7 separate regions of the Homo sapiens genome follow, and all the other regions are linked to region 3. Evidence: chromatin contacts called from ENCODE Hi-C or POLR2A ChIA-PET data. All regions are on one chromosome and are shown on one strand. The core of a region is the stretch at or near the end of the contact, and the rest is flanking DNA. Distances in the headings are between cores, read along the strand shown.

The links. A loop is a pair of places that touch in the nucleus more often than their neighbours do. ChIA-PET counts read pairs that join two places held with the same protein, here RNA polymerase II (POLR2A). Pooled maps may share reads with other maps.
Region 1: a pooled map shows a loop between it and region 3 (10-fold over the local background). The contact joins the promoter of SLC35D1 here to the promoter of JAK1 in region 3. A Hi-C loop is called at or near these places in 2 of 37 single-sample maps with no recorded cell type and 8 of 50 pooled maps.
Region 2: a loop to region 3 is called in a pooled map, with 5 times the contacts of the local background. The contact joins the enhancer-like site here to the promoter of JAK1 in region 3. A Hi-C loop is called at or near these places in 2 of 37 single-sample maps with no recorded cell type and 2 of 50 pooled maps.
Region 4: a loop to region 3 is called in a map of naive thymus-derived CD4-positive, alpha-beta T cell, with 12 times the contacts of the local background. The contact joins the promoter of USP1 here to the promoter of JAK1 in region 3. A Hi-C loop is called at or near these places in 3 of 168 maps with a recorded cell type or tissue (OCI-LY7 and naive thymus-derived CD4-positive, alpha-beta T cell), 4 of 37 single-sample maps with no recorded cell type and 12 of 50 pooled maps.
Region 5: a loop to region 3 is called in a map with no recorded cell type, with 4 times the contacts of the local background. The contact joins the enhancer-like site here to the promoter of JAK1 in region 3. A Hi-C loop is called at or near these places in 2 of 37 single-sample maps with no recorded cell type and 7 of 50 pooled maps. POLR2A ChIA-PET finds 5 or more read pairs at or near these places in 2 of 52 experiments (activated CD4-positive, alpha-beta T cell and activated naive CD4-positive, alpha-beta T cell).
Region 6: a map of B cell shows a loop between it and region 3 (13-fold over the local background). The contact joins the promoter of SERBP1 here to the promoter of JAK1 in region 3. A Hi-C loop is called at or near these places in 2 of 168 maps with a recorded cell type or tissue (B cell and CD8-positive, alpha-beta T cell), 7 of 37 single-sample maps with no recorded cell type and 10 of 50 pooled maps. POLR2A ChIA-PET finds 5 or more read pairs at or near these places in 1 of 52 experiments (activated T-cell).
Region 7: a loop to region 3 is called in a pooled map, with 4 times the contacts of the local background. The contact joins the enhancer-like site here to the promoter of JAK1 in region 3. A Hi-C loop is called at or near these places in 2 of 37 single-sample maps with no recorded cell type and 4 of 50 pooled maps.

Annotation. Positions count from the first base shown.
Region 1 is chr1:67,052,407-67,056,529 of GRCh38, reverse strand. It overlaps SLC35D1 (solute carrier family 35 member D1), which reads left to right and starts at 2,382. Exons shown (of 12, transcript NM_015139.3): 1 at 2,382-2,719; 2 at 3,541-3,574; 3 at 3,673-3,759. The coding sequence starts at 2,517. RefSeq lists silencers at 2,278-2,467, 2,758-2,967.
Region 2 is chr1:67,110,773-67,114,310 of GRCh38, reverse strand. The region is part of intron 5 of C1orf141 (chromosome 1 open reading frame 141); the gene reads left to right. Among named protein-coding and RNA genes, the nearest start is that of C1orf141, 22 kb to the left of the region's middle. Within about 2 kb of position 1,695, at least 2 of the 41 ENCODE cell types and tissues checked have a DNase peak (open chromatin) inside an H3K27ac peak, as active enhancers do.
Region 3 is chr1:64,964,552-64,968,436 of GRCh38, reverse strand. JAK1 (Janus kinase 1) reads left to right here and starts at 1,888. Exons shown (of 25, transcript NM_002227.4): 1 at 1,888-2,104. RefSeq lists a silencer at 1,664-2,543.
Region 4 is chr1:62,435,427-62,439,367 of GRCh38, reverse strand. USP1 (ubiquitin specific peptidase 1) reads right to left here and starts at 2,319. Exons shown (of 9, transcript NM_003368.5): 1 at 1,968-2,319. RefSeq lists a silencer at 1,663-1,722 and enhancers at 2,423-2,492, 2,317-3,084, 3,053-3,402, 3,085-3,852.
Region 5 is chr1:67,334,781-67,338,819 of GRCh38, reverse strand. IL12RB2 (interleukin 12 receptor subunit beta 2) reads right to left here. Exons shown (of 17, transcript NM_001374259.2): 9 at 117-196. Among named protein-coding and RNA genes, the nearest start is that of IL12RB2, 29 kb to the right of the region's middle. Within about 2 kb of position 1,824, at least 3 of the 41 ENCODE cell types and tissues checked have a DNase peak (open chromatin) inside an H3K27ac peak, as active enhancers do.
Region 6 is chr1:67,428,574-67,432,633 of GRCh38, reverse strand. SERBP1 (SERPINE1 mRNA binding protein 1) reads left to right here and starts at 2,232. Exons shown (of 8, transcript NM_001018069.2): 1 at 2,232-2,646. The coding sequence starts at 2,334. RefSeq lists enhancers at 1,581-1,760, 1,791-1,870, 2,081-2,350, 1,788-2,423, 3,059-3,695.
Region 7 is chr1:62,798,584-62,802,584 of GRCh38, reverse strand. All of the region lies in intron 1 of ATG4C (autophagy related 4C cysteine peptidase), which reads right to left. Among named protein-coding and RNA genes, the nearest start is that of ATG4C, 16 kb to the right of the region's middle. RefSeq lists an enhancer at 1,695-1,744. Within about 2 kb of position 2,109, at least 3 of the 41 ENCODE cell types and tissues checked have a DNase peak (open chromatin) inside an H3K27ac peak, as active enhancers do.

The DNA.
Region 1 (4,123 bases), core at 1,133-3,632, 2.1 Mb before region 3:
CTGCCTTTGTGAGTAGGATTCATGCCTTATGAGAGAGGTTTCACACAGTGTTTGTCCCTTTCTGACCTTCTGTCCCTTCTGCCATGTGAGGACATGGTGTTCTTCCCCTTCAGAGGATGCAGTGGTTAAGGTGGCACCTTGATCTTGGACTTCTCAGCCTCCAGAAGTGTGAGAAAATAAATTTCTATTTTTTATATGTTATCCAGTCTCAGGTATTTTGTTATAGCAGCAGCAGCAGATGGACACTCTATAAAGGGGGTATATAAAGATGCGGTAGGAGAGGCACAAAGGAGAGAGATCAATTATGTAGAGGGAAGTGGGGGGCAGTGTGAAGGCTGCCCAGAGAAGAGGTAATGTTCTGCCAAAATACGGAAGGAAATGTAAGAGTTTTTCAGGAGCTGGGTGAGAGGAGGAAGAGAAAAAGCAGCCCAGATGGAGGGAATAATGGGAGTAAAGACACAGAAGCCGGAACCCACATTGTTGATTTATCTGCACCTTAGGGGAGGGAAACGTGAATAGTGCCTCTGGAGATGTGGGTAGGAACCACATTATCTAGGACCTTGTAGGCTATGTTAAGAACCTCATCCTGTGTACCAGTTTTTTAAGAAACACTTGAAGAACATAGGTGTTCTCAAAGTAACTCAAAAGATATAAACCAATTATACACATATAATTTAATATTATTCAGCCTTAAAAAGGGAGGACATTCTAACATATGCTACAACGTGGCTGAACCTTGAAGACATTACGTTAATGAAGTAAGTTCATCACGAAAGGACAAATACTACATGATTCCACTTATATGAGGTACCTAGAGTAGTCAAATTCACAGAGACAGAAAGTAGAACACTGGTTAACAGCAGAGAGGGAAGGAAGTAGGGAAACAGGGAGTGATTGTTTAAAGGGGAAAGAGTTTCACTTTGGGATGGTGAAAAAGTTCTAAAGATGGATTAGTGATGATGGCTGCAAAACGATGTGAATGCAGTTAATGCCATGCAATTGCATACTCAAAAAGGGTTAAAATGATAAATTTTATACTTTGTATATTTTGCCACAATTTATTTCTTTCTTTAAGATGGTCTTGTGCTGTTGCCCAGGCTGGAGTGCAGTAGTATGATCATAGCTCATTGCAGCCTTGACCTCCTGGGCTCAAGCCATCCTCCCACCTCAGCCTCCTGAGTAGCTGGGACCACAGGCGTGCGCCACCACATCTGGCTAATTTTTTTATTTTCTTGTAGAGAGAGGGTCTCACTTTGTTGCCCAGCATGGTCTCAAACTCCCGGGCTCAGGCATTCCACCTGCTCCCAAAGTGCTGGTATTACAGGTGTGAACCACTATACCTGGTTTACCAAAATATAAAAATAAGAAAAAAAAAAAAAAGAAATTTAAAAAGATACAGACCAAGCACTTAGAAAAATAATTCAAAGTTCTTCTTTCCTAATCTATTAAAGTTCAATACGTAATTTCTTTGCTTAAACCGATCATAATGATTTGCTTCTGTTATACAATAATGACTACCATTTACCGAAAACTAGCTCTTTGCTAGCTACACATCCACAGAGATCAGGTTCAGGGAGGTCATCTAATTGGTCCAAGACACACAATAAGGAGTGAGTGTGTTGGTGGGGGGGGGGGGGGTCGTCATTTCTAGGAATCCTACAATTGGAAATCAAGTCTTTTAGGCTCCAAACACCTTGTGCTTTCCCCAATCCCCAAGCTGCTTATCTTGCTACTTTTTGGGATATGTCAACATTTTTCTTAAAACAAACAAACGAAACTTCTCAATCTGAAAAGTATTGTTTGGTGTTTTCTGGGTTCAGAAAATGTAAGAAGCCTGAGGCATTGCGGAATGAAATTTTCGTTGAGTGTTTACTGTTGATCCACATCTGATACTTTTGAAGGGTTTTTACCCCCTGCAAGAGAGACTAAAAGAGCATTCAGAATTAGTCTAGACGCAGTGTACTGTAACTACTTGGCCGGCCACCTGTAACAGAGGGGAGGAGGGTCTGCACTTAGTTGCGGCAGTTATCCGGAGAATACGGCCTTCCAGCCCCTCTGCCACCAGACTCCCCACGCCCCAGGTACGCGCCCCGCGGAGAGACCCAGCGCGTGCTCGTGCGCAGGCGCAGGGCGACTGTCACCCGGAGTCTGTGGTTTGTCGCCCGGCGCTCTGGTGTCTCGATGTAGTTCCCCTGGCTTCTCCTTATCCGCCTCGGGCAGGGGGGTCGCCACTGCCCCTTCTCCAGGCTCTCTCCAACCCCTGCCCAGGCTAAGCCCGGCGCGGCCCTACTCTCTGACCCCGCGTTGCACAATGCCCGAGCAAAGTCTCCAGGGGTGTGAACCCCGGCGTCCCTGCCCCTGGGCGGGGACAGGCGGCGGCCAAGCGGGGAGTCGAGGCGGCGAGCGCGCAGCTGGCCTAGTCTGCGGTCCCCAACTCCTGGAGTCCCCTGGGAGCTGCCGCTGCAGGCCCCCGAGCCGCTAGGCCCCGCCGCCAGGCCACCGCTGCTGCGGCAGCCATGGCGGAAGTTCATAGACGTCAGCATGCTCGGGTTAAAGGAGAAGCCCCCGCGAAATCCTCCACACTCCGAGATGAGGAGGAGCTGGGGATGGCGTCGGCCGAAACGCTGACCGTGTTTCTGAAGCTGCTGGCCGCCGGCTTTTACGGCGTGAGCTCCTTCCTGATCGTGGTGGTGAATAAGAGCGTGCTCACCAATTACAGGTAGGGCCGAGGCGGCGGCGGCCCAGGCCGCGGAGGAGGAGCGGGCGGCGGCGGCGGCGCGGCGCCGGCTCCCTGGACTTTGACTGCCAAAGTTAAAGCCGAACAAAGTTGGGCGGGAGCTGGGGAGGGCGGGCGGCTGACGCGCGCGGCCCGGGCAGCGGAGCCGGCCTGGCGAGCGGGCCTGTGGCAGGGGTCCGCTCCCTGCGCGGAGCTCCGGCCGGCCCGGCACATTTGGGGCTCGCCTGCCATGCCCTGGGCGCACCGCCCCGAAAACCCTGCCCTTCAGAGAGATGGAGCAAAGTGATTTGCTTGGTGACTTTTGAGCCGTTATGCCTGTCGATCAGGGAGGAGAGCGAGGGAAGCCTCCCTCCTCCGCAGCCTGGACAGGGGGCCGGGGCTTCAGTGTCCCCTGCACCCGCTGACAGCCTCTGGGGACGTACGCATCCTCAACCCAGCAGACAATTATTCCCTTGCTAACACTGGGACCCAGAGGCAGAAGTTGGTTGTTTTTTTTTTTAAGGTGTGTGAAATCGTTGCAGAGATCTGTATCTGCACTGCCTTGAGAAATCCTTTGCAGGCAGCGGACTGAAACTGTAGACTCGGACAAGATGGGACAAGCGGCCGCCCGAGGCTACATCAGCGGGGTGGACTGACAACCAACAGGCAGAGAGTTTTCTCCCAAGATTTTTGTTTGATTTAGGGGCGGACGTTGATGTGGCTTGTATCGGAATGCCTTATTAACGTTGCCGATGTGCAAATTGAATTCACGGAGCTAAGTTAGGTTTGTTCTGATCTTGTTTTTTTCTTTGCCCTTTTTGTAGATTTCCCTCCTCACTATGTGTTGGACTTGGCCAGGTTAGTTGGAATCCTCACCATTACGTGGTTTATGTTGTTAGAACTTCTGTGTGTGTCTTTATGTGTAGAACAGTGAATCTGTGTTCTCTTGTTTACAGATGGTGGCCACAGTGGCAGTTCTCTGGGTGGGAAAGGCGCTCAGAGTAGTCAAGTTTCCTGACCTTGACAGAAATGTACCTCGAAAGGTAAAAGAAGAAAAGCGATACTTTATTTTGTGAAATGAAGTCAGTATGTATTAACATATTTTATCAGTGCCTTGCGTATTTAAAAATTGCAGCCTCAAAATTGCCCAGTCTAGAGTGGTTATAATGAATGTAAAGAATAAAAGTAGTAATATGTGTCAAAGAAGGCCTACAGTCTCTTTAAACTTAAGAGAAAAAATAACCTAGGAATATTCTTCTGTTTTTAATTAATGCACACTTGTTGAGAGTACAATAGTTTTGCAGTTTCTCTATCCATCTAATCTAGCCAGTGTATCCTGCATTCATTATTCTTTGGGCTTATTTTATACTGTCTGCCTCTGCTTGACTCCAAACGAAGATGAAATGC
Region 2 (3,538 bases), core at 446-2,945, 2.1 Mb before region 3:
GAAAAGATTTTTTTTTTTTTTATTGTTTATGCCAGGTATATGGAGGCAGTACTTGTCAGAACATACTAAAGCATTCAAGGCTTCACTTTCCCTAAAACATCCAGGTGGCAATCTTAACTATTCTAGTTCACCCTAAGGTTGTAACCCTTTTGGATCCCAGGTAAAATGAATAGGTGTGGGGGTTTTTTGTGTGTGGGGGAAGGGAACTGGAGAACATTTAAATATCAAAACTTTGGACCTTTGGTCAGCTTTTTGTTTTTTTCTATCTCAAGCCATGAAGCTTCCAAAACTTGATCTTACCTTCACATCACAAATACTCTCAGGGAAAAAGTGGCTTGGCATGTTGGGCTTCCCTATCTGAGTTCTTATCTTCTCCTAGATTTAAGACCAGGGATCCCTTATCATCTTTTAAGTCAATGATTCTCTTTAGACTTTAAAAAATATTCAATCTAGCCTTTTAAGGTGTTTTCAGCAGGAGGGCTGTTACTAATCACCTGGCCTTCCATAATGGTAGCAAAAATCTCTAATCCATTTTCTTTCCTTAAATCATATAGTGATCTTTTAAAAGTAGGCTGATCCTGATTAAAGCCTCTTCAGCGGATTCTCATTGTACTTAGTATGAAACTTGTACTTCTTACAAAGACCTGGCCGGGCACGGTGGCTCATGGCTGTAATCCCAGCACTTTGAGATGCCAAGGCAAGTGGATCACTTGAGGTCAAGAGTTTGAGGCCAGCCTGACCAACATGGCGAAACCCTGTCTGTACTAAAAATACAAAATTAGCCGGGCATGGTAGTACACACCTGTCATCCCAGCTACTTGAGAGGCTGAGGCAGGAGAATCCCTTGAACCCAGGAGGCAGAGGTTGCAGTAAGCTGAGATTGCACCATTGCACTCTAGCCTGGGCAACAAGAGTGAAACTCCATCTAAAAAAAAAGAAAGAAAAGAAACAAAGACCTGTATATTGTGAACCTTGTGTGTGTATTCAGCCTCATTCCCTACCTCCCTGGCCTTCATTTAAATTGCATCTTCAACCAGGCAGGGTGGTTCACACCTGTAATCCCAGATCTTTGGGAGGTCAAGGTAGGCAGATCACTTGAGGTCAGGAGCTCAAGACCAGCCTGGCCAACATGGTGAAACCCCATCTCTACTAAAAATACAAAAATTAGCCGGGTGTGGTGGTGCACACTTGTAATCCCAGCTACTTGGGAGGCTGAGGCATGAGAATCACTTGAACCCAGGAGGTGGAGACTGCAGTGAACTGAGATGGTGCCACTGCACTCCAGCCTGGGCGACAGAGCAAGACTCTATCTCAAAATAAATAAACAAATTGCAACTTCATTAGCCTCTTTTCAGTACAACTACCAGATTGCCTGAAAGGAATATATATTTTCCCCTCTGCCTAGACACACCAATACTCTATTCATGCAACTTGTAGCTCATTTGCATATTTTGGTTAATGTCATCTGTTCAGAGAGGCGTCCTCTGACTACGCTATCAACAATATACCTCTTTTATGGTTCTCCCTCACCAAAGTGTGTTTATTTCTGTTACAGAATAAATTTCAATTATTCACCCCTTGGTTTTTTGTTTTTTGGTGGTTTTCTTTTTCTGACACGGTCTCACTCTGTTGCCCAGGCTGGAATGCAGCAGTGTGGTCACGGCTCACTGCAGCTTCGACCTCCCTGGCTCAGTAATCCTCCCACCTCAGTCTCTTGAGTAGCTGAGACTACAGACACACCACCACACTCAGCTAATTTTTGTACTTTTTTTTTAGAGACAGGGTTTCACCATGTTGCCCAGGCTAGTCTCAAACTCCTGGGCTCCAGTGATCCACCTGTCCTGGCCTCCCAAAGTGCTGGGGTTATAGGTGTAAGCCACTGCACAAGTCCAATGTCTTGTTTTTTTGTTTGTTTATTTTCCATATTACCCACTAAAATGTATGCATCATTGGGCAGGAGTCACAATTCCAGAGTCCATCAGTGTCTGGCATATAGTTGATCAACAAATAACTATTGATTGAATGACTACCAGACTCCGTATTAAATTTGTTACATCTATTATTTCATTTAACTCAGAAAGTATTTCTATAAGTGCTATTGTTTCCAGTTAACAAATGAGGAAAGTAAGACTCACAGATGTTAAGTAACTTTCCTATGGCTATGGCTATGTAACCCACACAAAAAGGTGCAATTTGGACCCAGGCTATCTAAGTCCAAAGTCTGTATGCCTGACCCCTGCACCATACTTACTTTAAGAATATCCATTGGATGATAATTCAGATTACTAAAACTCATAACTGAATATGAGAGAAATGCAGGTAGAAGGGACTATTTCTATTTCTCTTTTCAAAGGAATTAGCCAAAATATTTTTTGAATAACACATATGATTCTATTTTATTTAGAAATCCATCATTTTCCAAGACAATATAGCTTTATCATATAATAGTAAATAATTGAAAGTTATAGTCTGTTAATAGAAATTCACTTTAAGGCAAATTATTCTAAAATAGATTTAGCTCTAACCATGTACAAGCAATGCATATGTAAGTAAATAAAATTATTCTTTTACATTTCTTAAAAGTTTACTGCAGTGGAGAAAATGGTTGATTGGGTTTAATTAGAAGTAACTTAATAGCATGGAAATACTTATGTTTGTTTCTTTAGAGCCAGTAGAAGAACATCTAAAATCAAGATCTATTAGACCCTATCTTTATCTTAAGGATACAACTGAGGTAGGTGTAATTTGTATACTCAGTAATTACTTAATAGAAATTCAAATTAGTCCTAATAATTTTATATATGCTCCTACAAATCCAAAATTCAAGTGAATTTTAGGATTCAAAATGATAAAATGTTAAAGTGATTTCATCTCTGATATTATGTAAAACTTTATGTATGGAGACAGTAGAGAAGATAATATATTATTTGTTGGAGATATTTCAATACAGTAGAGATTATTGAACATGGTAAGGACTAGCACTTATAAAGTCAGTTAAGACAGAGCATCATAAAAAACATACATGTAAAACTTAAACATCCAAATTTATTAAATAAAAATATATATCAATTTGTTAATCTTTTAATGTGTAACCAAGACCTTTTTTTGAGTATGCTATGTGTGGTGGTTAATTAAATTACATAATTGCAATAGCAACTACCAGAAAGAGGTTTGGAACCAACACTATTGACTCTTGATAATCACTTCAGCAGAAGTTCATGGGCATGCTGAAGAGTGACTAGCTCTGAGCATTGAGTGTGCCTTGGACATCATTCAGTAGTTTTTATATAGGGAACTATAGAGATAAATTAAACCAGAGAATTAGCAAGGGAAAGTCACTTTAGAGAGTCTCTTAAGTATTAATTTTTGTATTTTATATATATATAATATATATATAAAGAAATATGGAGAAATACAGACTTAGGGCCATAATTAATAACAAATTTTTGTTGCATATTCCTATATTTTATAATTTAAAAAATATTAAAAGGATTATCAGTTTTATCTTCATCTACATGGTTTATTTAATTTCATGTTT
Region 3 (3,885 bases), core at 639-3,138:
TATTCTGACTTCCTCAGACTCGGCTGGGTGACTGTCTTCTGTGATCACCATTACAGGACCGGGAATCACTGAATTGTTACTTGCCTGTCTCTCTGACTGCATTGAGCATTCAGAGGTCAGGAACCTAGTCTATTTTTTTTTTCTCTGAATCTTCATCACCTAGCACAATGTCTGTTATAGACGAACAGATCTAAACTGAATCCAGGCCCTCTCCCCCTGATTCCACCCTGTGAACAGCCAGATTCGTTCGTGGGCACAATGGGTTCACTGCTGCCTTCCTGACTTTCCTTTTTCTTTACATCCTCACCTGAAATGCTGTTCTTTCACGTCTCTGTCTCCCTTCATGTCAGTCTCACCTGTTCTTTATGGTCCAGCTCAATAAAAACCCCTACCACTTCCTGAGCCCATGCCATGTGGGCTATATTATCATAGTTCACCTTCAGCAAAACCCCTTTAAGGAAGGCATTATCCCTATTTAACAGGTGAAGAAAATGATGCAAACAGCCCTGAGGTGTTGTTCAGAGTGTGGCAGATGAGACAAGACTTGCACACAAACACCCACAATGCAGGCAACCCGGGTTGCCTCCCTGTCTGCTCTGATCTCCGGTCTTCTTTGGTCCTCTTTTCTGTACTTCTGGAAGGCACTTTGGAGATCCTTTTGTCTGCTGCTCCACTGAGAATTGAGTCAACTAAGAATTGTTTAGGGCAACACAGGTGGTTACTGGTGGAGGCCAAACCTCAAATTCAGTAGTCTAATTCGGATGCTTGACTTTATTCCACACCCAGAATATCTTGCTCAGTTTCAGTTGCAGTAACTCAAGTGATCAGGAACTGTCCAGCAGGGTTAGTGAAGTCAGCACAGGTGGGGCAGCCTCTGTCCACAGCCCTGAAGCTGCAGAATTCTGACCGTGCACGGCCTCGGAGGATTTTCATCCAGGGATTGTCAGGGGGAAGTCGCTGGAGTGTTTTAAGCATGGGAGTGTGTGGAACAGATTTGAATTTTTAAAAGTTCATTGTAGAGAATTAATTGGGGGCTGGAGTGAATGGAGTGACGATTTAAGAGATGTTCGTGGTCCCTTCAGGTGAGAGATGGTGGCAGCTCGGACCGTGTTGCCGGAACATAGACAAGTGAACTGATTGGAGAGATACCTAAGGAAATAAAATTGTTAGGATTTGTCCGTGGACTGCCTACGAAGTATGAATCTTGGCTACAGTGTGACCTTGATTAAGACACTAAAGACTTAATTTGTTCCTCATGGATAAGATGATGCTACTACTTTGAGAGGTTATTAGTAAAAAATGAAAAGCGCTGTACATGCATTAGGTATCAGTGAATGTAGTTCTAATTCCTATTATGCATATGCTTTTTTTTTTTTCGTAAAGAGCTTTTAAAATACGGAATGGGTTGGATCTGCAGTAGCTTGTCCAAGCTGGGGGCTGTATTGTTAAATTCTTTTTAGTCTAGTGCTCCACTAGCTCCTCTCCTACTGAGCTGGGGTAAGAAGCGGAGCGTATACGGAGGAGGCGGGATGCATTTCTGCATCGAGCGCACAAAGGTGTGGCGGAGGGGGCTCCAGAGCTGGGAGGGGTCAATCTACGGGCGAATCCTGGCAATTTTACTCCCCGCGATAGATGACCTCGCGTCCTAGATGAGTTTCTAGATTCTAGAATCTAGAGGACGCGGTGAACAGAGACGAGTGGGGGCAGCTTCGCGAGCGAAGCCGGATGGGGGCGGGGCGGGTAGGCCGGAGGCGCAGAGTCTCCGCCGGGACCGCGACCCCGCCCCGCTTTCCGGGGCTGCCGCTGGTGACGTCGCGAGGGGGTGGGCCCGGCGGCCACGGGGGTGGGGCCGGCCGCGGGGCGGGGCGGGGCGGGACGGGAGGCGGTGCGTCGCTGAGCGCAGGCCGCGGCGGCCGCGGAGTATCCTGGAGCTGCAGACAGTGCGGGCCTGCGCCCAGTCCCGGCTGTCCTCGCCGCGACCCCTCCTCAGCCCTGGGCGCGCGCACGCTGGGGCCCCGCGGGGCTGGCCGCCTAGCGAGCCTGCCGGTCGACCCCAGCCAGCGCAGCGACGGGGCGCTGCCTGGCCCAGGCGCACACGGAAGTGGTGAGTGTCACCGGGGGAGGTGGAGGAGCCGGGGCGGCCGCGGTCGGCAGGCGAGGGGCGCGCAGCCCGGACTGGCCGGAGGCGCGGCCACCGCTCTTGGTCGGTCCTTAGGCTGCGCGGCCCGGGCTGCTCCTGAGCGCAGCTCAGGACCCCGCGGCTCGGGCGGGGAAGGCGGGGATTTCCAGCCCCGCGGAGCCGGCGGGCGGCGAGGAGGTCGCCGGGCGGGGGCCCCCGGCCGGGAGAAGAGCGGTTAAGCCAGGCCGCCCCCTCCCCCAGCGCGCACGGCAAGTTTTCATAAACAAGCCCGGAGCGCGCTGTCTGACATCCTGTTTATACCACCCCGAGATACAGGCGCGGGCTGGAGGGCTGACGTCCCTAGCTCCTTGTACCGCGAACTTGACCGCCAGCTCCCGGCCGGGGTGGCAGCGCAGAAAGGTTTTCTTCTTCGGCCCCAGGAAGGAGGCTGAGGGTCTTAGCTTTTTTCCTTCCTTGCGGTCTCAGCGAGGGAAAGTTTCTGGGATTTGGAGCTGGGTGTTGGGCGTCCGCGAACTCGGGAAACGCCCCCTCCCCTCTTAGGTTCTGTTAGGAACCAGGCCTCAGGTAGCCAGCGAGAAGTGGGAAAGGAGACCCTGGGCGAGAGGACCAGGGAAGGGGAACAGTGGGAGAGAACTACCCGGGGAATTGCGAATCCCACTGGAAAGGGACTGATTAACCGAAACTGGGGCTGGTCTCTGGCTCCCTCACTCCAACTCCATCCGCGCATCGTCGGCGACCGGGAGCATCGGAGGACTAATAGACACTCCTCCAAAGTCACTCCCCAGGGTCCCTGGGATGTGGGCTCCTTGGATGTGTGTTTACCACGGAACTTCTAGATAAAAGATGCGATGTTTGCCAGGTGTTTGTGCACACGTTTTTTGGAGGGTTTGCACTCCATGATTTCCTGTGTGTTCCTGGGGAAGGGGACCCCGTCCTTCCTGCCACTCTTCTTACTACGTGGCTGTGAGCTGCCTTCTGCCCCTGGTTGAGTACATCGCTATACATGTCATTGACACTTTTCCCCCCAAGTCATAGGGTTTTTCTCTCACTGGCAGGAATTTACAGTGGTATAAAATTGTCATTACTTCTTTCAGGGAGTAAAACATGGGTAGTTAAGTGATGAGAATAATGCAGAGAGAGATGTAAATCAGGGCGTGTTTGGTTTTGGCTATTTTTTTATTTTTTGAAGAAAAGATTTGAGTTAAATATGGGTATAGGCACAGTAGATTTTGTTTAAGATGAGCAATTCGTATTGATTGAATCTTTGTTCTTCCCTTTCCAAAACCCCATTATGTGTTGTTTCTTGATTTTGCTTTTGGTGACTCTGATGTTTTCCAAGACCAGGGGATTATTTTCATTGAAGGATCAATGTGTTCTTTTGTACTTTGTGGTGAAGATTAATGGAGACCACCAGGGTTCCAGACATTTCTGGTACAATATGCTTTGTAATGTGGAGAAAATGTCTCCCCTGTATAGATCCAGATCACATTTAAAGATGTGAAGACATCATACTGGAATGACTTTGGACATTATAAATAGGAATAATCATAACCTCTTCTTAATTCTGTATATCATATTAACTAAGTGCTTTGACTGAGTCTTAGTTTCTGCAAATAGATACAAAACTATGTTTTTTTACTGCTAGGATTGCAGTGTGATACTCCACACTGAATACAGCCAGTTTAAATGGTTTCCTCCATTTCATACTATACTAATTATTTACTACCATTGGGAAATGATTGTAG
Region 4 (3,941 bases), core at 1,070-3,569, 2.5 Mb after region 3:
ACTAAAAATACAAAAATTAGCCGGGCGTGCTGGCGGGCGCCTGTAATCCCAGCTACTCAGGAGGCTGAGACAGGAGAATCCCTTGAATCCGGGAGGCGGAGGCTGCAGTGAGCCGAGATCGTGCCATTGCACTCCAGCCTGGGCCATAGAGCAAGACTTAGTCTCAAAAAAAAAACAACTTAATATTTCATTATAATGATTCATTCAGAAAATATTGACTGAGCACTACCACCTCTAATTCTCAAGTACAAGGTAGGAAAGGATGAATGGAAAATCAAAGTAGTGCTGGACGATGAGTCCTCTCTTCCAATGCCTTTTCTAGTTATTAACATGGATATATGAAAATAAAGTACCTAAAAAGCTTATTAAAGAATAATTTGCATTCAAGGCATAGAGATGGTGTTAAGTTATACCTAAAACCGTAAGTGAAAGATAAAACACAAGCAAAGTTGAGACCGTGATAAAAAAAACTGTTCGATGCACTTTGTGTAAATCCAATTCTTAATGCACTAGAAACCACAATACTCGTTTTCCAAACTTTTTAAAAAACTTTGGATTTTAAAAATAGTGCTTTGAGTAGGAAAAAAAGATGATTTGGTTTGCCATTTGCAACTTTCCCACCCTGTTTTAAAGTAAAACTTGCACGTGAAAAAAAATGGCAACATTTGTAGGAGTGTAGGAGTTAATATTTTCTACATCAGGCCTATTTTTCAGGACATGGGAGGAAAAATTATCTGACTAGAGTATTACCATAAAATTACTTAAAGCCCAAAACTTCAGCAACGAGTTTCAAATTTAAAATGCAGAGTAATAAAATGAACTACACAAGACTCACTCAAATTTCATCCTTAATAAGCATTTCACATGGCTGACACTGATCTAGGAATTCATACTGAACTCAGCACACTGAAACCATTTCTGAGACCCAAATCAGGAAGCACTGGAAAGCTGATCCATCTCTCCATTCTGTCTCCAACTTCACTTACTCTCCTGTCTACCTAATGCTTCTGAGGAAGCGCTGTCTTCTGAATGATAAACCAACCTGCGCTAAGTTCTCAGGGATCGCCAAGCATTAATGATTCTGATAAAAGGTTTTTCTCGAGAGCCAATTTAATGGATGACAGAAACTGGATCTCAAACCGACAGAGTAACCAGACTACACAGAAGGGAAGAATGATTAGGCAGGTGAAATAGCGGATCGTCAGCTTAATCAAAAAACCAAACCTCCTAGCCCCTCAAAGCAAAGCTCACACCGAGAATGTAACATTTTGCCAGGTGCAGTATCTTCCTTGCTATTTCTTGCTCCTGGCTTTCCTTGTAACTGGGGGGCTGTTACATCCAAAATATTTCTCCTGTAACTAAATCAACTTTCGCAGAAAGCACGACGAATCGACCATTATCTGTTGACAGCGTGAACACTCAGTCCCAATAGTTTTAAATTCTTTATAAGATGACACGACTCGATTCCGATTTTTCAACAAAAATCTACAAGGACATCTTCGCCAAGGTTTAAGACACGCGGCGTTCTAAACACTTCTTGAAAAAGTGTAAGTGAAAGAAAATGCGCGGTAAAATTTCGCAATTACCGACACAGGGCAACCTGCGTGGAAACGTTTCTTTCTCCCCATCCTTCACCGCTCTCGGGAACGGAAAGAAAGCTGGAAGGACGAGCAGCGACCAGGCTGCCCGGTCGGGGGAGGCTGGCGGCGGCGTCCTCGGCCCACACCCCCGCGCCGGGCGCCCTCGCCGCGGAGTTGGCCTATTTACGCCCAGCCCGCACCTGCCTTCTCGCGTCCCGGCGGCGGCAAGACAGGCGCCACGCCCGAGGCACACACGGCTCCCCCTGGCAGGTCGACCAGGGTGCGAGGCCAACACGGTCCCGGGGTCTCCCCGGCAGCTCCTCTCCCGCGCCGGCCGAACTTGCCCCCGCGCCCGGGAGCCGGCCCCTCCTCCCAGGCCCTCCTTACCTGGTCATGGCCCAAAGCGAAGTCCGCGGCGGTGACGCCGGCAAGTCCAACCCGAATGAGTGTGGGTGCGACAGGTGAGTCCCTGCCCCGAGCCCGCCGGGTCCCCGGCCCCAGGAAAATCTGGTCGGCTCGCCCTCCCCGCGGGGGAGTGACCATCCGCTCCCAAGAGCGGGAACCCCGACCGCCGCTCGCTCCCGTCTTGCACCAACACCAACTACATCCCGGGAGCGGCGCCCATCTGCGCCCGCCCCGGGAGAGCCAGGAGCGCAACAAGCAGCGGCCCCGCTCGCCGAACGCCTGAACCGCTAGGGTCTTTAGCACTCCGCCACCGAGGGGAACTTGGCGCGTTTTCCTCAGTCTCAGGACCCCCGTGTTTTAGCCTCCGCCCGCGCCAGCGCTGCGATTGAACGTGGCGTCCTTTGAAATTGCCGGTTCCAGTCTCCACGCTGCAGAGACACGAAAGGCAGGAGCCGTCTCGCGACGGCCACTCGCCCCTGGCACGCACGGGCTCCGGAGCCAGCTGGGACTGTAGTTCCCCAAAAGCCTAACGGGTTCCACAGTTTCAAACAACGCAGGCACAGAGCCGGGCAGCTCGTGCGGGTCCTCGCTGAGGGCGCGCGCGAGGTGCTAGCGGCCTGGCTGGCGGGCTCGAGCCTCACACCCTTTTTTTAACCATTCGTGCGCGCGAGTTGAGGGAAAAGCGTACGGGTCGGGAGACGGGACAGAGAGCAGACGGGATGGGCCACCACCTCGAGAAGGAGCCCAAATTCACCAATCCATGATGAACAATCCCCAAAACCGCGCCTCCCACCGCCCGGGGGAAGCCAATCAGAAGTACCTAGACCAAAGCCAATTAGATGGGCGGGAGCAGCAAGCCCATCTAATAGCAAAAAAGAAGAAAGGTGGGCTCCAGCCAATCATTGTTCGACATACGGAGTGTTCCTCAGGCGCGGTGCCCCTCCTTCCGCTCTCATTGGCGCTCGAGTGCGCGCTTTCGCTGCCGACTGTTAAAATCTTGTTTGGCGTTTTGTTAATCCTCGACGGTGGGACGCCGCGGAGGGTGCGGCTTCCGGAGCGAGGCCCTCGCGGTAAGCCCCGCCTCCGTTCGTGCGTACGCGCCCGGGCGGGGTTACCAAGAGAGCAGCTTCGGAAAATGGCTGCCCGGCTGGACGCCGCCGCGCTTGGGCTTTCAGTTCGGAGTCGCGGCCACACTAGGCCTAGGGCCATCCAATGAGACAAGGCGCTGCCACGGATAACAATACATGCTCAGGCGAATGCTGTAGAGCTGAGGCCCGGTCCTCAGCCCCTGCTCGCCTCATTTTCGCCTGTTTACCTCTTCCCTTTCTCGGCCGCAGGAGGAAACGAAAGAACAGTTTCAGGCCCAGCTCCGGCCGCGGGAGCTTCCCAGGGTTCCCGCGCGAGCCCTCCCAAAGGGTTCAGGAGCGGCAGGCAGGCCTCATCTGGTTGTGTGCTTCCTTTTGTGTTTGTGTGCCTGCTTTGGTGAGGTGACCTCAGCTCAAGTGCTGCAGTTAAGCAGGATACGTTCAGCCCAAATCCATTTAATCAAGTATTTTTAAGGTGCCTACTATGTGCCAGGCATTTTTCAAGGCGCGAGGGATGTAAAGGCATTCCCTGTCATAAAGGAGCATTACATTCTGGAGAGGGAGATACAAGTGACGCTAAGATAAGTGATAGATACGATAGCCTGGAAAGACCTCTTTGAGTTGACATTTGAGCAGAGCTGAATGAAAAAGCTTGGAGGAATCTGAGGGAAGAATGGTGCGGGCAGAGAGAACAGCAAGTTACAAACGTCCTGAAGCTTAATGTGGTTGGTGTTTTGAAAAGAAGCAAGGAGGCCAGGGCGCTTAGAGCGCAGTCAATTTGGGAAATAAGATGGGAGGAGATGAGATGAGTGAGAAAGGCAGGACCCTGGGTAAGCCGAGTAAGGAGATGGGAGTCGTTAGATGATTCTGA
Region 5 (4,039 bases), core at 575-3,074, 2.4 Mb before region 3:
AGAAAATGAGCTCTAGCAAAATCATTGAAGCTTCATATAAAAGCCACTATGCAAATAGGTCTTTTTCTGCCTTCAGTTTTATTCCCTTGAGTTTTAAGTTGACGCTTAAAACTCACCTTCCAGAAAAGAGAAATCTGTTGTCTACTGTAGTCAATGTGCCGTTTCATGTACCAGACATCTAACATCCCAGTAGGCTCTGTTTCAAAGGAGAAAAAAAGACATATTTTCATATATTTACTACTTTGAAAGTTAACTGGTCATTCAGTAAACAATTCTGGAAGAGTAGAATTAGAGGATAACTTCAATTATTTGTGTGTGTCCCAGTATTTTTTCTTTTTCTTGTTTAACAATGAACATATATATCTTTGGCCAAAAAGTCAGAAAAACAAGGTTACCTTAAAAACAAATTTAAAAAAAAATGATGAGGAATTTGTTTCTTAACTTACTTTTTTTTTTTTTTTTTTTTTTTTTTTTTTTTTTTTTGAGACAGGATCTTGCTCTGTTGCCTCGGCTGGAATGCAGTGATGCAGTGGCACGATCTCAGCTCACTGCAACCTCCACCTCCCAGGCTCAAGCAATCCTCCTGCCTCAGCCTCCCACATAGCTGGGACTACAGGTGCGTACCACCACGCCTGGCTAATTTCTGTATTTTTTATACAGACAGGCTTTCATCATGTTGCCCCGGCTGGTCTTGAACTCCTGAGCTCAAGAGATCCACCCACCTTGGCCTCCCAAAGTGCCGGGATTACATAGGCATGAGCCACTGCACCCGGCCTTAACTTACTCTTAAAACATGTGTTATTAAAATAACCCAAGGAAAGTACATGTGGCTTTAGCACCATAAGACAGAGCAAAAAAATAAAAATAAAGTATATGTGGTTCTTTTCTTTTCTTTTCTTTTCTTTTTTTTTTTTTTTTACTAGAATGCAGAAAGAATTCTCAACAGAGAAGATACAACTCATATAGAAAAACACTTTTTGGTCTTGTAAAAATACACTAATATAAATGACAAACCTTGTGTTCATCTCCATTCCTAGACTTATCATGGTATAGTACAATTATTTGGTGTGTGATCATTAGACAATGATGTACTTAAAGGGAAGTCCTATCTCATTTAATATGCCACATACCCAGCGCAGCACTTAGAATATAATAGGCTCCTAATAATTGTTAAGTAATGAATGAACAAATCATGTGATATTATCTATTTAATGCCAAAACACAGGCTGAACTGATTAAATAAATAACCACCAATCTGTAAGACAATGGTCAAATATGGCCCAACTTAATTTCAACCAAACATACTTGCAAAGAGACTAAATAATCAACTCCTGTATGTGTAAGTGTGAGTGTGTGTGTGCATGAGTTCATGCTCACGTGAGTGAGTGAAGTCATTTTGTTTCCTCTACCATCAAGTCACTTAGATTTGTTTTGATTTACAGCCAGGAGTGGAACCAGCAGAAACAACTCCTGAAAACAGGCTTCAGCTGCACCAAGCTAATTTCCTCAACAGTGAAACTTAGAGTGTATTTGAGGGGAGGCTGCGCTGGGGTTTTTTCCTAGGTTAGAAAGTTCCATCTAACCAGATGGAAATTTCTAGAAAATTAAGTCCCACCACCTGGATAACAGGAGATAAGAGAAGAGCAAAAGAGAAAGAAAGGGAGCGTAAGTACCCACATGTAGAGGGCAGGTGCTGTGTGGGCCCATCCACAGCTCCATCTCCCCTCCTCCTGCAGTAGTCAGTGTGAGCTTCAGAGCCAGGTCTGCGGGGTAAGCCCAGCTCTGTGACTTTGAACAAATGCTAACCACATCCTTCGGCTAGCTCCCTCATCTGTCAGATGAGGGTGATAATTCCACATATCACACAGGGTGGAGTGGGAATTTCAGTGGAGCGTGCTGACACATGGTGAGTGCTCAGCAAGTGTAGCTCTTGCTGTTTCCCGCATTTGAAAACTGAAGTGCTGAAAGGTTAAGGAACTTGCTTAAGGTCCCAGAACTAATCATCAGAGATGCCAGGCTTTGAACACAAATCCGTTTTATCCCAGAGCCCATAGCCTTGGCTCTGCACCGTGCAGGTGCCTGGCTCTGAGAAAGCTAATGGTTTCTCTGCGATACTTCCATCCCCCATCAGTTGGGCCTTCTTTTTGTTCTATCCTCTCCTTCATTACTTCCTTTTCCTGCCTTTCTTGCTCTACTTTCTTTTTTGTTTTTTTCTAAACATTCACTTCTTTTCTTTTCTCTCCTTTGCAGTAGTATTTACCTTTGCAGTGAGGACTTAGAGGTAAGCAACACTTATGTAAAACATTTTGAAAATGCTCTTAATTCTCCAGGAATATGAAGAGTGGCCCAGGAATCAAACCTGGGACTTCTATCTGCTAGCTTAGATGCAAAAAGAAAAAAAGCACAGGCAACAAAGGAAAGGGGATATGACGTTCACTAACCACCTACTGTCAGGTGGTGTCCGGACACTATATACATCATCTCGTTTAACCCTCACACAACGCAAGGGTGCATATGATTACATCTGCTTTACAGCTGAGGACAAGGAGGCTGGCAAAAGTTAAATGATTTACAAAAGACCTGGGTCTGGTAAATGGCAAAGCTGAGGACTGGACCCAGGTCTTGCTTTCCCCGAAGACCCTGCTTTTCCCATTACAGTTCACTACATTGACCAAGACCTGACTACTCCACAAACTAGATAATCCAGACATTTGTAAAATCAGGGTTTGGAAACCCGGGTGTGCTCAGTGTCAAAGCCAGTTGACTTGTACCACAGCAGTACATGTCTTCAGTTAATTACATATTGGTAAGAAATCTAAAGGGGACACTCACTGACTCATTAAAAATCCACAACCTAACAGATTATTACAGAGCTAAGAATCAAATTCTAGAATTATATTCTTTTCACAAGGTAAATTGCAAGTAAACTGAAATGTTAATGGTGCCTACCTGCAATGTATACCTTCATGGGAGAGAAATCATTAGTTGAATCTGCATGAGTCTCTAAAAAGTGTAACATTTCATGACCAGGGGTGTAAAATCACTGCTGCTTAAAGCAACACAAGGGCTAATAGGGAGGAGAATCTTTGACATTCAACTGTCACAGAGTCACTAAAAGTTCTAACCTCAATGTTATCTAGCCAAATACAGATAAAACTATTATAGGCACATGAGAAAAAAAAAGCCAAAGGCCAGTATGTTCAAGTGATTTCAAAAGAAATGGGTACAAATGACTAAGCATACAAATATGAGAAATGGAAGTCAGATGAAAATACTTTGTCTGTAAAGGAAAAAACTGTAGGGTTAAAGTGGAAGAAGCCACCAATATGAAAAAGAGATGACCTTGCCTCAGACTTCACCGAGCAAAAGGAAGAAATCAGATGGAAATTCCCTTCTTTTTCCACCATGAAAACGTTCAAACTCCCCCAACCAATTCCCTAACACAGCACTGTTAATGATGTCCCAGTGGATGAATCATCCCTACTTCCATCACGGTCCAACTCTTTAGCTAGAGTTCTGGACCCCGCTCCCTCTTGCTTTATCAAAGACATCTCTCCAGTCATTATCCCCACCTTCCCTGTGTCATTAATTTCTCCTTCTCTGCTGGACTCTTTTCATCCCCTTGCAGATACACTGTATTATCTCAGATCCTAAAAACAAAAACAACAAAAGATTGATATCTCTGCTCTTCTTCATATAACTTCTTGAAAAGAGTTCTGAATTATCATTCCTTCCTTCCAAGATAGGTGCTGAGCTTAGAGGAGAACAAGTGAAGGAGAGAAGGGTTTAGGGACTGTTACTGAATCTTAAACATAACACTTTCCTGTTAGTGAAAGTGTCTGATATAAATCTCTTTAGAAGAGAAAAGAATCATTCTCAAGCCTCAAGCAAAAAGACACAAATATGATGCTTTCGAGTATAGCTAGCTTAGGGGTCAGCAAACTACGGCCCATGGGCCAAATCTGGCCCTCTGCCTGTTTTAATACATCCTGTAAGAAAATGGTTTTGATAATGGTTGAAAAGAAATCAAAAGAAGAAT
Region 6 (4,060 bases), core at 983-3,482, 2.5 Mb before region 3:
TCCAAATGCTTATTCATAACATTTTTATGTAATCTTAATAGGTAAATTCTCTGAAGAGCATAAATGAACCTCATAAATTCATAGCCAGAAAATTCCTCTATGTGTAGCTTATTTTCAAATATTCTTATTGTAATAATGCTTGGTGGTTACGAAGCTCTGTTTGAGCAAACCAGAAATCTGTAATGGAGGAGAAAAATGAATAACAACAGGCCTGCCCCACCCCCCAGATTGTGGCAGGAGTAGTTAACTTACTTAAGCTCTTTGTTTTCATTTTCCTAATCTTAAAACAGGAGCAATAACTTTTTTTTTGCGGGGGGGAGGTATGGAGTAATAACTTTCTTATAGAGTTGATGTAAGGTTTAAAGGAGATCACGTATGTAAAGTGCACCAAGCACACACTAAAACATCACGTTTTAGTATGAATATTGTTACTGTGGCCGTGGCCAGAAAGAGTTAAGAAGAGGAGCTTTCACAGATGTCTCAAAGATGCAGGCAGTCTCAGAGACGCAACAGCCCGTGAAGAGAGAAAATCTGTCAAAATGTGGAGATCTTCTACATTGCACTTGAGCTATTTCAAAAAGGTGGGAAGAGTATGGTCAAAAGCTCCTTGTCTTGGTAGGTGCCACAGAACCAGAGCCTGTGGAAGGGGGGATGAGATAGGGGGTGTGTTTGAGGTTGGGCGTTGTGGGCAGGGTGCAGGACTGAGGCAGCAGGGAAATAAGTGAGGAATAGGGGAGGATTGAGAAACAAGAAAACCAGGAGGCTTGCTGCCCCATGTATGTAATATGACTCGTGTCTTCTATTTTCCCTGCTAAGGAATTGATTTAAAATCTGCTCGGAAATTGATGATTACATTCCGCCATGTTACATATCCTGACACGCAACAATGTTTAAATTATATCGGAAATTTAAAAATTGGACTGCTTTCTATCAGGGCAGTCTGAATTAAAGAGCTGATGTCCAGTCTCCTAGTGGAGATAGAATACTGGGCTAATGCCTGTCACTAGCACTTACAGAGGTGTGAATTTGGTAAATCATTTCATCTCTGAAGTGGTTTCAACATTTGTGAAAAGAGGCAAACTATTTGCCTAACAAAATGTTGAGTTCAAGGTTATTCATAGCTCCTACCAAATAAGCGATGCATTTGCTACTTTGTGTTAATGGAAAAGGACTTAAAAATTATGATATACTTAAACCCGGTGCTACCAAATGTGCTTAAATACGCATTCAAATTGTATTCTTTTAATGAATTTTAATATTCTCAACTAGTATCAATGCTTTGTCATTATTAAGTGTTGACTTCAATATTTCCCTCCCCTCACCGCAACTCCTAGCACACATGCACTCGAAATGTTCTCAAATGATATGTATTGAGCGCATGTGACTAACAACACAGCCACCTAAGCCCTGACTTGCCGGACACGAACGGACGATTAATTGGAATAATTGTAACAGGGTTTCTATAAACAGTGCTTCCTGGAGGCTTGCCCCGCGTCTAGCGCTGCACCGTCAGGAGTTAACCACTCCTACGACACCCGCCGCCACACGGTGAGAAGCCCGGGAAAGACGCGCCACGCTCCCATGTGATAGTTTCACTTGTCTTTTTGGTTAGTTCTGCTACCCTAGTTCATGTCCCCGCGAGAGGAAACGTATTCCCCCTCACATTAGACAGAAGAGCCTCGATTCACCGTGGAGGCTGACGGAGGGCCACTCCAGCAACTGAGCAGCTCGGACTTGGCACAGGCAGGGTCCAGCCTACCCGCGGCCGGCGCGGCGCCTCAGCAACACCCCCTCCCCCGGAAGTTTGTGCGTCTCAGATGTAAGGTCTGGGAGTCACCTTGACCCCCCTGGAGCGGTGGGGAAAGTTAGCCCTGAGCCCGAGGGGGCGTGAGTGAAACCAAAGAGCACTTTCGCGAGTCAGTTACGCCGTCACGGTTTTTTGGTTTCAAGGTAGCTGAAGACCTAGAGAGTTTAAGGGTGGCCAGAGCAGGTGGCAGGACTCCGCCCACCACCACGCTTCCCTTCCTTCAGCCCGCACGCTTCACTCCCCTCATGGGGTCTCGCCTCTCAGGCGCGCGCGAAGAGTTGTCGCGCGGTGCGTCCTGGGAATTGTAGTCCCGACGCGGAGAGTCGCCTCAGGAGAAATGACTCTGGCCTACATACCCCACAGTGCCTTGCGGCGCAGGCCGCTCCCGGATGTGTGCCTGGCGCCGGAAGAGAAGACGGCCCCCCTCTCTCGGCCCGGCCATCTTGTGGGAAGAGCTGAAGCAGGCGCTCTTGGCTCGGCGCGGCCCGCTGCAATCCGTGGAGGAACGCGCCGCCGAGCCACCATCATGCCTGGGCACTTACAGGAAGGCTTCGGCTGCGTGGTCACCAACCGATTCGACCAGTTATTTGACGACGAATCGGACCCCTTCGAGGTGCTGAAGGCAGCAGAGAACAAGAAAAAAGAAGCCGGCGGGGGCGGCGTTGGGGGCCCTGGGGCCAAGAGCGCAGCTCAGGCCGCGGCCCAGACCAACTCCAACGCGGCAGGCAAACAGCTGCGCAAGGAGTCCCAGAAAGACCGCAAGAACCCGCTGCCCCCCAGCGTTGGCGTGGTTGACAAGAAAGAGGAGACGCAGCCGCCCGTGGCGCTTAAGAAAGAAGGTAAAGCAGGGGCAGAATGTGGGGGAGACTGGGATGGAGGGAAGGAGCGAGGGGGCTGCCGGCTGCCACTTGTTTCTGGAGCTCCGAGGGTCCGCGGGAGACTTTGCCGCCTATATCCTCACGTTTCTTCACGCGACAAAAGTCCGGTCCTGCGAAGGTGCCAGGAGCGTGGTAGCCCCAAGTTCAAGCCACCGCCGGCGAGGTTCTCGGAGCCATCCCCTTCCCGCCTCAGGTTGTGAGCAGAGGAGCGTGGTCGGAGATGAGCTGCTCCTCGAGCGCGCTCGAGGTCCTGGGAGGCTGTTGCCTTCCCGCCGGATTCCTTGGCGGGTGAGCGCATGGACTGAGGTGCGGGGAAGCCGGCCCCTCACCGAAGCTTTCCGTAGTTACGGAGGAGCTTGGGGGTCCATCGCTGCTTACTGCGCAGAGCTGCTCCTTTGAGGTGCTGTTGTTTCAGGCTCCTGTCCTGCCGTCTTGTCCCACGACGGCGCGGAGTATCCCCGCTGAAAAGCAGGGGGTCGTTCCAGGCCATCAGACGTGTGGAGTAAGCTGCAGGTTGGGGTGCCGCATGTCCTTTATTTGTTTCTCTTCCACCTCTCAACTGTTAGGACTTTCTCATAACTTGCTGGGGTGAGTTGAGCCGTTGGGAAATGGAGGAGTTTGGCCACACTCGATTAACCAGGAGCGGGAATTATGAATGAAGACTGGTGATTGCAGGACATCCCGAGGAACGTCCTCGAGTCACGATCCTCTCTCTCGACTCCCCAAACTGAATCTTTCACGTGGTGGGGTCTGGGCCTCGTGGGTGAAGTGAGTGCAGAGGCTGTCACAGCGTTAGTCGCAGCAGAGCTCTTTAGAGTTCGCAGTTTTTTTTTTCCACCACATGTGCGTGAAGCATGGTCAGAGTTTCACTGGCGGTTAATAGTTGTTTCTAGGGCACTGTGAGTTTCACAGGATTGTCTTGATTTTTGCATTCGCTTTACCAGTTTGTTGCGGATGAAAAAAAAGAGCAAGCAGTTTGGAGATAAGAACGTGCATGATCAATAGCAAGCAGGTGTTGGACCTAAGGTCTGAATCTTTAAAGCTGCATTTATATGTTGAAAGTTGAAATTACCCCTTCCTGCCACGTGCTTCTCTGAAAGGAGTTGTTTCTCTTTAGCTTTAGTTGAATTCTGTAACAGTGAACTAATTTTAAAAATCAAAACAATTTTCTCGTGGTAGGATTTGTTTTAGGAGGGTTTTTTTTTTTTTTTTTGAGGACTTTTGTGAGGCTCGGAATGAAGAACCTCGGTCCTAGGTGGTGAATAAAAGAAAATAATTAATTCTTGTGGTAAAATTATAGGTTGAGGAAAAATACAGTTGGAGTATTAGAAAGCATGTATATCACTTAGGCCAAGTATCTCTTCAGCCAGTTAAG
Region 7 (4,001 bases), core at 860-3,359, 2.2 Mb after region 3:
CATGGAGAAGAACATGGAAAGGAATAAAAGTAGATAATGAGTTTACCACTACAGGTTGAGTATCCCTTATCCAAAATGCTTGGGACTGGAAGTGTTTGGATTTCTTTTTTTTTTTTTTTAATATTTGCATTATGTATACTTACTAGTTGAGGATCGTTAATCCGAAAATCCAAAATCCAAAATGCTCCAATGAGCATTTCCTTTGAGCATCATGTTGGCACTCAAGAGGTTACAGATCCTGGAAAATTTCAGATTTCTGATTTTCGGATTAAGGATGCTCAACCTGTATTATACAGGACTAGGAGATGATAGCTTGGACTGGAGCAGTGAAGATGGAGAAATGGACATCTGAGGAAACATGTAGAAAATTCAGTAAGTCTTGGTGATACAATGGATATGGAAGGTAAAGAACAGGGATATGCCAAAGATATACCCAGGCTTTGGTGTGTGAAACTAAACAGATGGTGCCAATCACTGAGATAGGAAACATCAGGAGAGGGAGAGGTTAGAGGGAGAAGATTATGAATTTGATTTGAGATATGTGGTATTTAAGATGTCTCTGAGAAACACAAGCAGAGAGTAGTTCTTTTCTTTTTTTCTTTTTTTTTTTTTTTTTTTTTTTTTTTGGAGACAGAGTCTTGCTCTGTCCCCCAAGCTGGAGTGCAGTGGCGCAATCTCAGCTCACTGCAAGCTCCGCCTCCCCGGTTCATGCCATTCTCCTGCCTCAGCCTCCCGAGTAACTGGGACTCCAGGCGCCTGCCACCACATCCGGCTAATTTTTTGTACTTTTAGTAGAGACGGGTTTTCACCGTGTTAGCCAGGATGGTCTCCATCTCCTGACCTCGTGATCCGCCCGCCTCGGCCTCCCAAAGTGCTGGGATTACAGGCGTGAGCCACTGCGCCGGCCTTCTTTTTTATTTTTTTTTTAAGATGGAGTCTCGCTCTGTCTCCCAGGCTGGAGTACAGTGGCAACATCTCGGCTCACTGCAATCTCCGCCTCCCAGCAGGCTGGTCTTGAACTCCTGACCTCGTGATCCACCCACCTTGGTCTCCCAAAGTGCTGGGATTACAGGCGCGAGCCACCACGCCCTGCCATTCTTTTCTTTAATCATTAGATAAATTATTGCCAGGCACTGTTCTAGGCACTGCAGGTACAGCTGAGAACAAAGGCAATGAAATACCTGTTCTCTTGGAATTTACACTCTAGATATATTCTCGGGATGTCAATCAACTAGGCAGTTGGATATATAGATCTGGAGCTCAAAGGAGAGGTCTGGGCTAGGCATATTAATTTGAGAACTGCTGACGCATAAACGAGAATGAAAGCTATAAACACATTCCTCAAGGACTCTGTTTTTTTTGTTTATACCCCTAGCACTTGGCATAGTTCCTGGTACTTAAGGATGATATTTAAGGCCCTTCATGAAATAACCTCTGCCTACTTACTCAGCTTCCTCTTTTACTACTTCACATGCAGCATATGCTGAAACCACATTTAATATTAATATCAAAGCTTCCTGAACTTGGTATGTTATCTGGTACCTCATGCCTTTGCATCTGTTCCCTCTAACTCAAGTGCCTTACTGCTCACCCTCACTGTATGATGACCTTACTATCATGGAGTCCCTGAAACCCAGCTTTGGTTTCACTTCCTCTGGTAAGACTGGTAAGATTTCCTGACTGCCCTCTCTAAACTTTAAACTAAGATAGGTATCCTTCTCTTAGTTCTCATAGGATCCTACGTTTTCCTGTATCACCACATTCATTGCACTATACTGTAACTGACTGTTCTTAAATTCTGCCTGGCACAGAATTGGTTCTCAAAAATATTTATTAAAGGAATCAGTGAACTGATATGAAATATAGGTATATCACTAGCAGCACTCTCACCAGAATTAGAATTTTTTTTTAACTGACACTAGAATAAAGAAAAGGAAAGACGAATTTTCCTCAAGAAAACTGCATACATAATTTAGCAAAATCTGGAAAAGCAAGAAAAGGAAAAGAGTTTATAAAATGTGTGAATTATATATAGTGCATCCACATGATGGATTATGCATCCATTAAAAATGTCTCCTAAAATGGGGAAACACTATGCAGAATCTGAAACTTATGTGTCATATGACACAGGCAAGCGCAGGGACAGCGAAGGGGGAATGAAGGGAGTTAGAAAGTAAGAAAGAAGTACAGCAAAATGTTAAAAGTAGTTTCTCTGTGGTTATTTTTATACCACAGTTGCCCACATTTTCCAAATCTTATACAAAAACATTTATTATTTTTAGAATTTAAAAAAATTATTTTTAAAAAGCCACCAAGCTTGGTCTTCTAGATCCAAAATTTTTTAATGAGAGTATGTGCATGCAGGTATCTTCTTTCTAAGTCTGAAAGAAAGAAGGCCACAGGGAAGACTTTTTGGTTCAGACAGTTCTCATCACCAGCCATCCAGAATACTCTGGACAGTCCTCAGCAAGTGTGAAAACCAAGATGCCTTAATCTGGATGGGGAAAAAATGAAGACAGTGAGCAATTAGACATGTTATATGGGGAAGTCTATATCTTAGATAATGATGCCTAAGTAAATACAAAAGCAAGATAAGATGCTGTGACAAATCCATGGAGGCAGAGAGTGGAAGGATGGTTACCAGCGGCTAGGAAGGGTAATGAGAAGGTTGGGGAGAGGTGGGAATGGTTAATGGGTACAAAAAAAAAAAAATAGAAAGAATGAATATGACCCAGTATTTGATAGCACAACGGGGGATTATAGTCAATAATAATTTAATTGAACATTTAAAAATAACTAAAAGAGCATAACTGGATTGTTTGTAATACAAAGGATATATGCTTGAGGGAATGGATACCCCATTTTTCATGATGTAAGTATGACACATTTCATGTCTATATCAAAACATCTCATGTACCCCATAAATATATACACCTACTATGTACCCACAAAAATTAAAATTAAAAATTAAGATGCTGTGATAGATACAGAAATTAATGAAACAAATATTCTAACCTCAAAGGCACTTGGAGTGGAATAAATTGTTGAGTTGTTATTTCATTATTTTTGGTCAAAACTCCTGCTATGTAGCTACACTATTTACTCAGAGTAACTTTACCCCCAAACTTGAAACAATTGAAATGCCTCTGGGACACATCCTTAACTATTCTATGAAAATACTTTCATTATCATTGTTAGATAGAGTAGTTGAGAACGATAAAATTATTTTCGTAAGGTTAAACTAAAGATGAGTTGTTGCTAGTTTAATAAATAATTCAGCATAGTTACTTTTCATATGACTAAAATTAAATTCCATTTTTCTGTAAAGACTGAAACCCACTTTATTTCTGTAACAAAAATTTAAATGGAGCCTGGTGTGGTGGCTCACACCTGCAATCCCCACACTTTGGGAGGCTGAAGGGGAGAAATGCTGGAGCCGAGTTTTCAAGACCAGCCTGGACAACATAGTGAGTTTTTCTCCCTATAAAATTAAAAATTAGCCAGACATGGTGGCGTGTGCCTACAGTCCCAGCTACTGGTGAGGTTGGGGGATCACTTGAGCTGGCTGCAGTAAGCGATGATTGTGCTACTGCACTCCAACCTGGACGACAGAACAAGATACTGTCTCAAAAATAAATAAATAGCCAGGGGCGGTGGCTCACGCCTATAATCCCAGCACTTTAGGAGGCCAAGGTGGGTGGATCACGAGGTCAGGGGTTTGAGACCAGCCTGACCAACATGGCGAAACCCCATCTCTACTAAAAATATAAAAATTAGCCAGGCATGGTGGTGCATGCCTGTAATCCCAGCTACTCAGGAGGCTGAGGCAGGAGAATCACTTGAACCTGCGAGGCAGAGCTTGCAGTGAGCCAAGACTGTGCCACTGCACTCCAGCCTGGGCAACAGAGCAAGACTCTGTCTCCAAAAAAAAAAAACAAATATTAAAATGGCTGTTTCTAAAAATCTTAACTTTGGAGAAATCAGAGATTATTTTGAAAGAT